Linked DNA regions of Mus musculus: region 2 is linked to region 1. The links are chromatin loops, found by intact Hi-C in ENCODE. Cell type or tissue: left cerebral cortex. All regions are shown on one strand. Links, peaks and the distances in the headings refer to the core of each region. The heading gives the core; the rest is flanking DNA. Region 1 has its middle 22 kb from the start of Gm35397. Region 2 overlaps Impg1 (interphotoreceptor matrix proteoglycan 1).

Region 1 (7,818 bases), core at 1,810-4,309:
TTCAGACTTATCGAATTCAGATGAGCATGAAAGAACGCCCTTAGGAAGAGCAATTTTACCATAAATATGACTAAAATGAGGCTCATCCACAAAACATCTGACTTGTCCTTAACTTGCCTTTATGTCTGTTCACTTATGTCTGTCCCCACTGCTGTGCTCTGAATGTCTGTGCCTCCTGAATTCCAATTTTGAAAACTAATCATTAATATAAGTGTATTACAAAGAGGGACCTTGGAAGGAAATAAAATCATAAAAATTCATTATTTGCCTTAATTTTTGTCCCATTAGAAAATAGAACACAGATAACTTATTCCTTTTACCATGTTAGGCCTTAGAAGTATCTAATAAGGAACCAGAAAAATCCTTCTGAACTTGGCCACAGTTTGGTTTTTGAATTTCCCAATCATTGAAGCTATGTGAAACATATTTTTCTACAGTATTCTGAAAAGTATAAAATAAAAGAACACGATGAAGGAAGGGGACTTGTATTTGGGCCAGTGCTATGTAACCAGGGAAAGCTTTACAGGTGACATTGACAATGATACCTAGATACCTTGGGAAAAAAAACCAAAATCATATCCAAGTATAGCAGTAGCAGCAGCAGCAGCAGCAGCAGCAGCAGCAGCAGCAGCAGCAGCAGCAGCAGCAACAACAACAACAAAACAATAGAAAAAAATAAAGTTTCCCAAACTGGTGATGAATAAAAACCATGGAAAATAGAGAATAAAATGCACACACAGTGGAGAGTGAGAAAGATTGATGGGGGTTAATCTTATTCGGACCCTCATACCATACATGGCTAGGGATTGGGGGGTTACTTTATTTACAAAACAAAACTACATGTGATTTAAAGCTAGGCAAGATATGCTTTCTGTTTTCCAAAGGGGCTTTGCTTCTGAGGTAAGTAGGACTGTAGGAGGCAGGAGATCAAGCACAAAGACCACCTGGAGGCACAGACTGTAATCCTGCAGCTTTATCTTTGCTTTGGAGAGGCCATGGGGTCCTGCAATCCAGGCGTGTCTTGGAAAAAGAAAAATTCCGTTTCATGGAGAGTTAGTGAAAGGGGATTAGAGAGCTGAGTGATGAATGACAGGTATTAAGGGAGAATTCTGGAATTTTTACCCCAGAAATGAGCAAGAGAAAGCCCTAGGGTGAGAAGCTAGGTCAGGGAGGCACACAATATTTGTGTAATGCTAGTGATATCTATAGAATGTAGAGATTTCAACAGGGCAACTTAATCTTGCTGTGGTTTGAATCTTAAATGTTCACCCAACAGCCAATATGCTGAAGGTTTAGTCACCAGTTTATGGGGCTATTAGCAGGTGCTAAAACTGTTAGTGGATGCCATCTAGTAGAAGGAAGGTAGGTCACTGAAGGCAAAAATATAGGGACACTATTCCCTTTGTCTCCGACTGCTTGCTTGCTAGCAGCCACTAAGTGAGCAGAATTGTTCCACTGTGCACCTACTCCTGCAATGATGTTCTGCTTTGCGATGAACTAAGCTGTTTAAAACCACAGCCTATGTGTGAAAATGGGAACAGAAAGTTTCAGAAGCCATGTGGCCAAATGAGCTGTGTAAGGTACCCAGTGCCACCATGGAGATAAAAAGATCAAAGGTTAAGGCTAATGGAGCAGAGAGCAAGCAGAGAAAGCAGACTAACCTTTCCCCATTAAAAAGGGTGGCATATATCCATGGGAACACTAGTTATTAACTAGGAGACAGGACCACAGACCTTTGACATATTTTTCTCTAAAGGAAAGGTATGCAATATGTTTTTAGTGTGGTTTGAGCTATGGGCATCTAAGGTATCTGGTATGTGGTTAATTTAATGGATAGATACTTGCACACTGTTATGGGCTATAAAGTATCCTTCAAAAATAAATATGTTTGAATCCTACCCTCGATGTAAGGCAGTATCTAATGATATCCAGAAAAAGGGATTTTTAGAGAGGTAATTGGGTTAGAATGTGCTATCCAGTGTGCTTGCTATCCTCATCTGAAGTAGAACACGGATGTGTGGGCTCAGAGGGGAAAGTCACCATGAGGATGTAGTGAGAAGGTAGCCATCTAAAAGCCAGGGAGCAGGAGCTCAGTAGGATACAAACCTGCTGACTTGAGGAGCTTGGGCTATCAGTCCCTACAACTGGAAATTTAAATTTTGTTGAAGAAATTGCCTGTCTTTGGTATTTCCAAAACATTCCACACACACTATGATATGCATTCCATCTTCAATTTTGTGTAAAATCTGTAACCAACTGTTCATTTAAAAATGTCAGATTTTTATTAGTTCAGTTATAATTTGAGACAGTCTTAAAATGACAAAGATGAAGTAGACATTTCTTATAATGAGAAATTCTGCACTGGGCTTGAGGACTATTTGGCTATTCCTTGGTGTCAGAAGCCCAGGTTGATGGTACCATTTTGTTTTGCTACCTACCTTTGGGATTTTATTTATGTCGTTCAAAAGATGACCAGAGAACTGGGCATACTGCTGCTCATATTTTAGCTAGACCTTAGTCACATAGCCATACTTCTCTTGAGGGAAAACAGACCAATGATAAAACCACTTGAAAATAGAGATTCCAGTAATGGAGAGAAGAGGAAGGTTATTTTCCAGAAAAGCTTTATATATAGCGCACATTAAATATATTAAATCAATATGCCACCTTGATTTTTATCTTATTACTATCATATTGGAACTTCTAAAAATCCATAAAGTTTCTAATGGCTAAGATTATTTATCCTATATTTTTTATTTTCTTTTCCTTACTTACTCAATAATGGCATCGTAGAAAAAACAGTAAGGCAGTTTTGTTACTTTACTTGTAAAATTAAAATACACGATGAGATAATTCCCTTCTCCCTTTCATGATACAGTCTCTGTGCATCATGCCATACAATGTATGTATTCATTTCTGTATCAGTAACCGAAATCAGGTCTGTAAGTGTAGCTACTATGTATATAGTTTGCTCTGTGTTGGTATGTAATATCATGCAATCCCTAACAACTCTTTTTGTAAGAAAACAATCAGATGTTATGTTGTGACAGTTTCAGGTTTGGTCATACAAATTCAACCACAAGGTGGCAGCAGGGGAGAAAATGCTCTATATTCTCAAGATTAAAGAAAAAAAAGGCCTGTTTAGAGAAATGGCTCACATTTCTAACACTTTTCATCCCTTAATTTCACACATACATTTTCTATATCCTTATAAAGAAAGAATGACAGTAGTGTTGATTCGTGTGCACTTAAATTTTAAAACAAAGAAAATGAAAACCTCTTACTTTTGGGTAGTTTTTAATACCAAATTGAGAATCTCAATATTTCAAAATAAGAACAAAGTATAAGCTGATATTTATAAAGTCATGGAAAACTCAAATTTAGAGTTTCCAAATATCCTCACTTCTCATATGGATGTTTAGCAGCATCAGTCTATATCTTGTTCTTTGCAAATATTATAATTTTGAAACAAGTTGTGAATTGAGTTATTATTTTGCCTGAGTTGGAATGATTTTTCTAACTATGAATTAATGTTAGTCATGTTTCATAGATCATAGTAACAAAATAGGTTTTCTTTCAGAGATTAAAACCGTGTTATAGTTAGGACCAACAGTCAAAAAGCAAATCTTTTCTCTACTGTTGGGGGGATGTAAGCAGTCTCAGGAAATGGATGACCAAATAGCAATAACTGTGAGACATCCGTAAACAGCAATTTTCTGTGTTAAACTTTCCATTATAGAAATAAAGATTGAAAACTAAGGTGTGCTGTGTCTTTGACAATCACATGCAGTCAAAATACGAAAACGCTGATTTTACTGATCATAAAGGTTGCTCATGAGTGGTGAAGAGGGAGCTCATTTGCCACCACAGCTCTTCCTTTCCACTGTCAGAGGCATGAGTCCTCGCTGGGTCAGAACTGACTTTGTGATTACCCAGTATATCTCCATGTGGGTGAACACCCTCACTCCCTGTTCCCATATGCCCTGGCCTTGGATGCTAAGCTCTGAACCACAAGTGATGCTTTTTTGTTTGATAAAAGAGTCTCTTAGGAACTGCAGTCCAGTCAAGCAACCAGGATTTCCCTGAAGTGTGTGCTCTATGATTATGCTATCTGACCAAACTGGTGGTCACTCTCATGTATTATTATAAACATGCTTTCTGTTCATGACAATCCTGCTTCTGCTGGCACAAGAATTCTTTCTGTCATCTCTCTGTAAGTGGTTTCTCATTCCTTGTTAAAAGGGACATCTAAAACCATTATTTTGAAGTGCTTCTGGTTCTGAGAGCCATCACTTCTTTATGGTGGTTGTTTTCAGTATGAGTGAAAGATTATGCATCTCTTTGTAGACATCTTGCTGCGGAACTAATTTTAGTAGGTCCTAGAGAAACTCATTTCTCCAATCTCACATTCCTAAGTCATATCTGTTAGAGAGAAAAACTAGCGCCTAGACTTGAGAAGCTTCGCTATCAAAGCTCTCCTGTGAATGCCAAACATTAAGTTCCTCACTTTTTGTTTGTTTCCTTGGTTTTGTTCTTTTGTAGTTTCTATTCTTTAGTTTCCCTAATGATCATAATTTATTCGGCAGCCAAATAATCCAAGGGCAACATTTTTTTTTTCATTCTGTTTGACATCTCCATCCAGTAGACTATTTAGTAAACTTTAATGGAAAATGTGCCTACCGTGCTTTAGTTACTCATTATTTTATAACACACCACCTAGAGTGGCCTTTCCTAGGTCAGCTTATCAAAGTTTAACTATATTCTCCACATTGTTCTGGATGGATCCTTGTTATAAAGGGTATTTACTTGAGATTGGGGTAGAATGAAGGACAGCCACTCGGTGTTGGCCAGGTTGGTGTCAGGGACTCCATACAGATGACTGATTGGTATACCCTCTGTCTCATCCTCATCTGTTGTTTGCATGACAGCAAAGCTCAGATATCAGCTCCGTGACAGAGGTCATCATGCTCTATATCCTACACACATGTAGATGCATGAAAATATGAGTTACTGAAGTAGATTCCAGGCTATCCTTGTAAAATTTTCATTCTGATTCCTGTTTTTCTTGATTCCCTTTCTTTTTCGTGTCTGCTTTATCAAAACTGTATATATTTGTCATTAAAGCCATTTGTCCTTCTCAAGTGCCTGCCCTATTATCTTGAGGCTGTTTAGCCCATGTGCAGAAGCAATAATCATGTATGAAAACTAAGCTCTCACAATCCAAACATCATATTAAATCCATTATTTTATATAATTTTAACAGCATTTATTTTTATTTCATTTTTTATTAGATATTTTCTTCATTTACATTTTAAATGCTATCCCAAAAGTCCCCTATACCCTCCCCTCGCCCTGCTCCCCAACCTACCCACTCCCACTTCTTGGCCCTGGCATTCCCCTGTACTGGGGCACATGATCTTCACAAGACTAAGGGCCTTTCCTCCCATTGATGGCCGACTAGGCCATCCTCTGCTACATATGCACCTAGAGACACAGTTCTAGGGGGTACTGTTAAGTTCATCTTGTTGTTCCTCCTATAGGGTTGCCGATCCCTTTAGCTCCTTCGGTATTTTCTCTAACTCCTTCTTTAGGGGCTCTGTGTTCCATCATTTCTTTTTTATTGAATACTGACCAGGAAGTGAACCGATGCAACAAAAGATTCCAGAGAGAATGAACATTGACTCTGAGATCTCTGGCTTATTTTTTGAATATCTGTAATTAGTTTTCTGACTTTTCCAGACTTCAACACATACATGGCATTTTACTTTTGGTGAAGGTAATAGTAGATGACATGGCATGTAATGGAACAGTGCACTACTCAGTGGCCATATTTATAAATTTAAATTAAATATATATGTCTATTTTATGTTAAATTTAGGATGTTAACTAAGAATTAAGAGGGGTTATGATGATTAAAAAGAGGTTATTGATTATATTTTGATGAAGCTGACCTCTTTGAACATTTTTTTTTTTATTCTTCCTTTGCTATAAAAGAGATCATTTCTTTCCTGAGACAGGTCGTGCAAGAAATTTCTCCAACTGACCTACTCTCATTGTTTCATGTTTATTTTTAACTCATTTTAACATACAATAACCATAGAAAATAATGAGTCTCATTATGATAGTCTCATATATGTACATAATTGACTTTGATCATAGTCCCCAAATTAATTTTGTATATTCCTCCACTACTGATTTTCTTTGTCCTCATTGGCTCTTCTTTCAATATATAAATATAAATCAAATATAAATAGAACAATTTTAAATATAAATATATATAAGTATAACAAATATAAAGACAAATATGAATAATATAAAGATACACACACACACACACAAACAAGTAAATGAAAACTGTAAATTTGAGTTTCTCATTGCTTTTAAACCTATACGTAGGCTTCAGTCTCAATGAGTTTCAGAGGATGATGGTGAAAATAGACAAACATATATACACACACATGCACATGCAAACCTCTACTTTTTAATTTACTTATATACATTTCATGAAAACAAATGTGAGAACTATTCTAAGTGTACATATTTAAAGGGAACTGCAGAGATGGTTCAATGGAGAGAGCTTTGTTGCTTTTCTTCAGGATGCAGGTTCAGTTCCTATCACTCACATGGCTGCTTGCAGTCATCTGTAAGTCTACCTCCAGAGTTCCAGAACCTTCTTCTGACTCCCACAGGCACCAGGCATGAACACATGGGCAAAATGCTCATACAGATAAATGAAATGAATAAATCTAAAACTAAAATTTAACTTAAAAATCAAGGTTGAAGGAAAATTAAATTGGATGTTGACAACTTTATTGAAACTGTTTCACCAGGCATGCTAAAATATAATTTTATTGCTAATTTAAGGAACTTGGAATTGCTCTTAGACTTGATGCAATTGCTGGATTTTGAAACATGGATTTGTTGGTGTCTATAATAAACAGCTCAAAGGGCTGGACTTCCTTGTGATGCTGGATAAAGTGATATCCAAAAGCGTAAGAACATTGTGATGATATATGGAATTAATCTTTCATGATAGGCATTTTTGATTTTTTGTTTGTTTGCTTGTTTCTTCGTACGTTGTTCCCTCAGACAGGGTGCATTCTTTTCTAAGCTTCTGGGAAATATATTCTGTAGTGTCAAACTTCATGAAGATTTCTTCAATGTACATAAGCATGCAATGAGAAATACACCAGTAACTAGAATGGACAAATCGTCAGACATCTTCACCTCTGATTGACTGTATTCTCTGTAGAAGAACAGGTGGGCAGCCAATCAAACTCTTCAGTGATTTGTATGTACAAAAGCCATCCTGGATCTGGTGTTCAGAAACACAGGTCTTTAGCTAATTTTCACATTGATCAAATGTCCATTCTGAGAGATAATTAATGAACCCCCTCACTGAAGGATAAGCCATTTCCTCTTGATGGACAAAAAAAGATGTAGGGTCTGTGTAAAATGCTGTATAAACCAATAGACAAAGATGACGGCAACATTACTTATAAAAGATAGAGATGTTCACAACTCATAGTACCAGCAGTATCACATGGGGATGGCCCTATTCCCTGATTACAGAAGAGAGTGCTTCAGTACAATATGATGTACTGGGCAGGATCAGTACTGTAGCAGCTTTGTGTAGTATTAACTATGACATGCTAAGGTGAAGAAAAATATATTTAATGTAGTAAAAAAAAATCACACACTTGATTTTGTGCTTCATTTCACCTGAGATGTAGGGTAGCTAGAAATGTACATATAATTTATGATCGATAGGTAATTGTTTTGCTCACTGCTACCCAGAATAGTCTGTGTATTCCTGAT
Region 2 (7,818 bases), core at 2,416-4,915, 600 kb before region 1:
GCCAGGGCCATAAAAGGGGAGTGGGTGGGTAGGGGAGAGGGGGTGGGTGGCTATGGGGGACTTTTGGTATAGCATTGCAAATGTAAATGAGCGAAATACCTAATAAAAAATGAAAAAAAAAAAAAGGAAAATGACAGAAGAATCTCCTGTAGACTTTCTTTACTGTTGCAAAATGGAGACATTTATTTCTCCCTTAATCAAAATGAGAGGGTCTGGGGATGTAGCAATGCATAGCACCTATGGGACTTCTATTTCCAGCACTACATATAATAATAAAAACAGTTGTTTATTCCCCCAAACAGGAGTTCTGATGATATGAAACTTTACTATAACAGGACAGGACATATTTTTTTTTTTTAAAAAGGAACAATGTTTTAGATTTTATGTGTTCAATATGTTTTATAAGACATAGAAATTTGTAGAACTAAGAAATGAATGCCTTTTATTTTTTATTTTTTCAAGCAACAGTGTTGAGCTTTGAGGTTTGTGGAAATCCATGTCTTTGTTCTATATTGAAATAAGGCTTCACACAGGGCGGCAGGGGTGGGTCACATGTGAATAAGGATGGTGTCTGTGTGTCTGTCAATGTTTTTGTACCTGATTGCTACTTGCTCTTTCCCAATGGCCACCACTTCCGGCGACAGTCTGTACTTCTGTGTCATCTATAGTGCGAGCCTCCACAGCCCTGGCCCTCTGCAGCTCTTGCCAGCTACTCAGTTTTGGCCATCAGCCCACTCATTGGCCAGTTCATCAATGAAGAGAGGTCAGAGGTCTTTGGAGTATGTCTAGTCCTACACTCCCCTGCTCAGGTGGCCGGGTCTCAGTACGCTGAGATTTAAAGAGAATCACAGTCCTCTCCCTCTGGCACTGATCCAAGCCCACAGGAAGTTTCTTGAAGTTTGCTACATAAGAAAATGACCATTAAAAGGTATGTTTGAACTAAAAAGACATATTTTTGATGTCAGTGCAGTTTAAAGATGTCCTTTCTCTACAGTTCCTTTGGCCAGGGACTGTCACACATGGACAGGCCATGCGGGGGTGTAGAGATGCTTATGAGATCAGAGATGATGTTTAAGGCCTGGTGAGCCACTCTAAGGTGTGCTTGCTGGTTCCCTGCGTGCATCTGCCCTTTGTCTGTGGTGAGACTGCCCAGGATCTACAGCTGTGAGCAAGGAAGCTCACTGGCTCAGACCTGGTCCCCTCCCACCCTCCACCCCCCAATCCCTACCCCAGCTCCTCCTGTCTTCTGCAGTATTGTTGATGAGAAGGAAAGTTTTAAGTGTAGTTCAGAGCCAGGGTTTCTCCCTGCACACAAAGCAATTGGAATCTCTTGGATGTGAGTAGTGCACGCACACTTTGATTTACCTAGAAGAAACCACGCTCATTTTCAAAACATTTATAAAGCAGTCTTTATGTTTTTAATCTTCCTGTTTTCAGAGCTTTGGTCTGGAGCACTGCTAATGTTTTAGCAGGCTCACCATAGCTCTTTCCTAAGCAGTTTTTAATATTAATTATTATTTTTTGTTCTTCAATCATTATTTTATTATTTTTTTGTGTGTATTAGAAATAGGTTTTCTATCTCCAGGTATTTAGTAAAGAACAGAGTATGGAAAATTATTCCATCCCAAAGCTCAATGGAACAGTGCAGAGACTTCTGCAAAATCTCTCCCTGTGGACGTTCTGAGTGGTCATTCATTCAGTCAACTCCACAGTTTTCATGCGCGTTTATTGATGGGCCCACTTAGTATGTCTAGTTCTCTGAGGGTTTCTGAGCTGCTCCTACTTAGGGCTAGAGAAAGCTGATAGATCAGTTCCAGGTTTTCCCTCTCTGTCTTTCCCCAGTTGTTCCATCTCTCAAGTTGGGTATGTACCCCACAGCCCACTGGGAAGCCTGGAGGCATGTTTCTTTTAGGTAGCAGAGCATACATTTTGGCTCTAGCGGGAACTGCAGCTGATGTTAGGACCATTTTTAGGTAGCAGAGCATACATTTTGGCTCTAGCGGGAACTGCAGCTGATGTTAGGACCGTCACACCCCTCAGCTGCCTAGAGGAAAGGCTACACACAGCACGCCTGCTTACAGGCTACCACTGAAGACAACCTCAGCTCCAATTACTTCACAAATCCCACACCTTGCTGACTTCTATCACTCTTTGCGGTACCTTGTGGAGGTCATAAATTAATAGTTAAGTTCATGATGACAATGTTGTGATCCTGACTATTAACATTTATTAGGCAACTATAATGTGTCAAATACCACGCTAAAGACTAAAAATTCCCTTTTTATCGATTCTCGTGTTCGTAGCACCACCCCTCCCCACACTGGGATACATGACGCAGTCCTTCATCCCAAACTAGCATCATCTCTATGAGTTTGGCTGTGTCTGTTTGAAAATGATAAGACAGTTGGACTTGTTGGCTGTTGATGGTCCCCCACAGAAGGAAGGACGGGAAGGGTCATGGGAGGACTGTCACCTCAGTGTCAAGCCATCCCTACCAACCAACTGCATGAAGTTCTTCCCTAATTGCATGTGACCTCAGGTAGGGCCTAGAGTAGATAGGTTGGGAAAGACTTGGGAGAGGGCTCCATCTACTTGGCCATAGGGGAGTCATCATGCATTCTGGGCACAGATCTTGCACTGTGGCTACTTTAATGACACTCATGACCCCACCCACAACCTTTACCCATTGCTCTGTAAGTGAGCCTGACAAACTCAATGGTTCGAATGCTGGTGGGTGAGACCCTCAGTTTGGTTTTGGGACCTTAGGAGAAGGAGTTTTAACAACAACATTTCACTATGGAAACTGAGCGCCTAGGATGCACATTCAGGATCGGATGGTCCAGGCTGGGGCTAAGTATCGGCTCTGGCATAGTCACGGCATGGCACTTTTCTAAGGCACTCATCGAGTGGTTACTAATGCTGAAACTCCTGTCCTCAGAGGCATACACCTAGGCTCTCTCCAGCCTGCACATTCCATGGACAGCCTTTATATTAAGTGGGCTTCTAAGGACTACCAGCTGACTGAGGGATGGAGGAAGGCAGTGGTCCGGGCTCCCACTTCTCCCGTGCTCCATAGTTCTCCCGTCTCTTCCCTGTTAGTTTTATCATCTGACTGCAAAGAACAGCCTCAGCCCTGGGTACTTTCTGTGGAGGAAGGCGGTCAGTCTTTCCCTGCCATTTAGGTTGTCTTTGCTTGCTTGGGGAGTGGGGGGCGTCTAAAAGTCTTCCTTGGGCTGGTCCTGTTTGGAGGTAACTATTTCTCTGCTCGGTGCCCAAGGCTGTGCTGTCCTTTTTAATGATGCTGTTTACCAAGGTACTGAGGCAATTTTTGTAGGATTGCTCCAATGCTTGCTCTGTCAAAGATAAATGTTTCCTACTGAGCATTTTTTTTTACTTGTATTTTTGCCCAAGGCCTTTTCCCTCTGTCTTGGTAGTTAGTCCACAGAGAGCCAGAGAGAGCTTTAAAAGATCTCCTTCACTAATTCATAGCCAATTAGGAAAACTTTGGTTTGAATCTGACTGGAAGGTTGCGTTGGCAGTGGGACAGAACCCTTCTGTCTTGCACTCCAGGGGATTAAAAACCTTCCTGCAGTTAGTTAGAAAACAATTTTGTAGTGCATGGTTGAAACAGTCCCCAGTTCAGCCTTGGCCCATGACAGTGGTACACTGCTTTGTTGCTGGAACAAGTGTTTGCTTTGTGTTATAGAGTTTCTGGCTATCTCTTTGTTTTATACACATGGGTGATATGCTGGGGTGTACAATTGAGAACCAACAGTATTTTCTTTGGTGATTTCTTCATGTTTGAATTTTTCTTTTTTTCTTTTCTCTCTTTTCTTTTTTCTTTTTTCCTCCCTCTCCCCCTCCCCCTTCCTCTCCCCCTTCTTCTTCTTTTGCCTCCTCAGGGTTTGGTCTCAGTGTCATCCTGAATTTTGTTAGGAAAAGACTATTCTGATAGTTTACTGCAACCACCGGCTTCTGGAAGATCGCTGCAGCGTCTTTTAGAAAATGCCTTTGAATTTTAGCAGAATGTAAACTAGCTTGGTTTGGGGCCATATTTCAAAAAAAATTTTTTTTTAGCACAACAAAAGTTTAGTCTTGAGAAAACTGAGGTTCTCCGACTGTGTGGTTAGAGGTGCGAGGCGCCCTTACTGTTTGCTTTTCAATGTCGGAAAACTTGAGCCTGCAGTTTGAAGACCCTCCTTCCTTAATCAGGAAGTTTGTCGCTTCTAAAAGGTTGCCTTGTTAAGTCCAATACAATTTCAGTGTTTGACAGTTGAAAACAGAAGAGCTTGAAAGCAGAACAGAAAGAATCAAAAGTTCCCCAACTTTCATGGCCGGCTTTACCTACCTGGTTCAATGTCGAGGGAGTAGCTTTCGATTTCCAGATTGAGCCCTTGAGCTGCGGTGGACCGAAGATCCTCCAAGACCCCGCGCACGGCCTGGGTGAGGTTGTAGGGTACCGCCTTTGCAAACCGCACTTTGCTGTTCACGATCACACTTCCGTTTCTGAAGCTGAGTATTTCCAGTTGCTTAAATCCCGTAAGATTCGATCGTAGATAGGGAACCAGCTGCGAAAGAATAAAATGGTTTATTCCTAGCTTGGCCACTGCTGGACCACTTTATGCTTCCTTTTCATGATGTGTGACCTACATTTCACTTCTTCATTGTTGTTTTTGTGGTTGGATGTTAAACCAGCACACCACAACCTAATGATCTATTTAAAGTAATGATGTTCCTATTTCTACCTTTATGCCTGCATTGAGATAGATGGACAGGGATTTTCTTCACACCTTTTGAGAACAGATGCCAAAACAAAACAAAAAGAAACAAAAAAGTAAACCAATGCTGTCAGCCAAATAATGCCAGGTTACTATTTTTTTTTAAGTGACTACTCTAAATTGAGCCTAGGAGCCAACCAACCTATGTCTTTGTAAATGGTAGTCAATTTGAAATGACCCACTGAGATAAAAAACCACGAGAACCCACTGTGTCTTTCTGTCAGTGCAGTAAATCTTCATGGCATGCAGGAGGGAGGGAAGTGAAAATCACAACATTTGGGTGGGGGTTGCTGATGCTGGTCCCACCTAGCTGGACAGCCTTCACTGAGCAATACAGTAGCTGTGTCGGACCTCATGCTTGCCTGAGCTGAGTGAGAGAGAGTGAGCACAGGTGGCTTCCTGGGGGTTCTTTTTCAAATGTGATTTAATAATCTCAAAAGCGTTCTCAGGGCTTCTCGTGTGTACACACGTGTCTTTTGTGAGCCACAGCCATTTTGAAGGTCAGTTTCCCCGAACTCTTGAAACCTCATTTTCTGACTCTAGAAGTGTTCCTGATTGGCAGCTGTGTGAGTACAGAAGGCAGGAAGGTTCAAGCAGCGAGCTTCCAGACCTACCTCAGTGCCACACACTCTTCCTGTCTCTGCCCCACTAGAATTTTGATTCTGTTCTTGCTTCACGAGGTATGCTGGCTAGTCAAGTGAATTGGGTAAAAGCTAGAATTTCCTGGAATAGGGAATCCTCAATTGAGAAATTACCCCCCATAGGATGGGTCTATGGAGCTGTCTGTGTCATTCATTTCAACTAATGATTGATGTGGCAGGGCCTAGCCCACTGTGGGTTTTACCACCTCTGGGAAGGTGGTCCTAGGTTATACAAGAAAGCAGGCTGAATAAGTCATGAGGAGCAATCCTGTAAGCAACATTCCCTAGTGGCTTCTGCATCAAACTCCTGTCTTAAGTTCCTGCCTTGGAGAGAGATTAGAACCTGCAAGGTGAACTAGTTCCATCCCGAGTTGACTTTGGCAATGGTATTTATTATAACAGAGAAGCAAAGTAGAATGGCATTATCTTGAAAACAGAATGAAACTTTATACCAGGATTGGGAATCTGTTTCTTGTGTTCGGTCTGGATTTGTTCTACTGCTCCGCTGACCTCATTCTTAAGCTAGCTCTGCTTTAGCCTTGGGTAGGAGTTTTTGGTTTTCACCCTGTGTTCCTACAATTAGCAGCCTTGTCTCCCAAATTATTTCCCAGAATGCAATGGATTCATTAGTGAAGATATTTTTTTCCAGTCTTCATGAAACCAAGCCTGGTCATGTGGCCAGCTCCATCACTACAAAGTGTGCAGGGGTTGCTGCTGCTCCTTTGCCATGTGTTGACAATCTGCTCTCCCTGGCTTGTTCTCTTCTCTCATCTCACCAGTGAAAACAGAATGTATCAACCACTCAGCCTTTGTCTTGCAGAGGAGGAAACCTTCTTAGGGTGGCACAGCCACCTGTGGAATGAATGTGGGTCTCCAGGAGGCCATGAGAACACAGGCTTCCCACCTATCAAGAAGAAATAAACTTGACTCTAATGTCACTGTTCTTAATGCCCTTGTTATGGCAGCATGTGACAAACCTTAAGGAAGCCACCGGGGTGAGGCTTACTGTGACACTATTCCCTAAGATGGTCTCAATCCTCACCCCATAGAGTGTGTGTGTGTGTGTGTGTGTGTGTGTGTGCAGAGGAAAGAGTCTTATTTGAAAAAATGTTCAAGCCATATGATATATTAACTTACACAAAACCTATAGATTTTCTGATATTGTCAGGAATTGTGTGTAAGATATGCATTGTGCATTTTATTTAATCAGGCATGATTGTTAAAGCCACCACCGGGTTCAGTCTTTATTACCACACATGTATTTCTTATTATACATGTAGGAACAAAATTAAGATATGAGTTTGGGGATGCCTGCTATCAAAATGCATCCAGTGAACATCTTCTCACTCTTTATGCCAAGGATCAGAGATGCCATATAGCCATTTACAGCAACCTAAAAGAGCCTTTATTTCTGAACTCCCCTCCTCCTTCATGCTGGACAGCTTGGCTCTGTGCGCTTTCTTATGCTACTGTTAGACTCCAAGCTCAGGGCTTCTGACTTGGACTATAGCACTTCTGTATCAAATTTGGAAAAAAAATTAGGGAGAATCAACCCTAATGGGTAGAATTTAAGGGTAAATTTGTCACTGCAGGATTACACACATCCCCTCCCCCTGCGGCCAGACAAGAGGAAGAGGATCCACAGGCAGGCAACAGAATTGGGGTGGATCCCCTCTGCAGTTGGGGTGGAGGGGATGTGCATGCACCAGGGGTAGGTTGTTGGAGGGGCTTTCCCTTCACAGAGGAGAAGGGAAAAGAGGAGAGAGGAAAGACTGTGAAAAGGAGAACTTAGGGGCTGAACCTGCGGTTGGGATGTAAAGTGAATAAAACGAAAGTAAATAAGTGAAAAAAAAAAAAAAAAAAAAAAAAAAAAAAAAAAAAAAGAAAGAGGACAAACTTGTTCCTCTGACTGCCCACCTTAGAATTCATTTCCTTGGTTGGAATCAGATCACCTCCGAGCGCTATAAAAATGCCTTCAGCAACAGTGTGTTTGGCAGCTTCAAATGCTCATCTCCTCCTACCCTGCCTTGCTCAGGATGAGCAACGATCCTAATGTAGCCCTAAAGCGACAGCAAAAGGAACAAGGAGGCCCAGCAAGTGGAGAGAGCCAAGCCATGGCCACTCACCAGGTCTGTGAATCGTTGTTCCAGGGCTTGATACTCCAGAGAACTCTTGTTGAACAGGTCATAGGAGAACGGCATGTTAGCAACACGCAGGCTGAAGAATACCACTAGCTCCTGGCCCTTGGTGGCAATGGTCTCGGAGCTGGTGGTGATGAACCGTACTGTTGGGATGGGTGTGGTCATCTCCAAGAACTGACCCGAGGCAGAATCGTATCCACTCAGTTCTGATATTTCTGACAAGGCTGGCGTGTCAGACACATCCATGCCATCTAGGTC

What was found. Peaks named below come from ENCODE experiments on the same cell type or tissue, not always from the same donor. Only the 100,000 strongest peaks of a DNase experiment are listed, where the experiment ranks them.
Region 2: it touches region 1 in a loop (2.6-fold over the local background); 3 of 42 quality-filtered maps call a loop at or near these places.

Annotation. Positions count from the first base shown.
Region 1 is chr9:80,940,109-80,947,926 of GRCm38, forward strand. No RefSeq gene overlaps it. Among named protein-coding and RNA genes, the nearest start is that of Gm35397, 22 kb to the right of the region's middle. In left cerebral cortex, for the core only: a CTCF peak has its summit at 3,077 (motif pointing right); a DNase peak (open chromatin) is centred at 3,078.
Region 2 is chr9:80,337,516-80,345,333 of GRCm38, forward strand. It overlaps Impg1 (interphotoreceptor matrix proteoglycan 1), which reads right to left. Exons shown (of 17, transcript NM_022016.3): 13 at 7,546-7,818; 14 at 4,349-4,568. Among named protein-coding and RNA genes, the nearest start is that of Gm27227, 76 kb to the left of the region's middle. In left cerebral cortex, for the core only: no CTCF peak of the experiment used is centred there; a DNase peak (open chromatin) is centred at 3,537.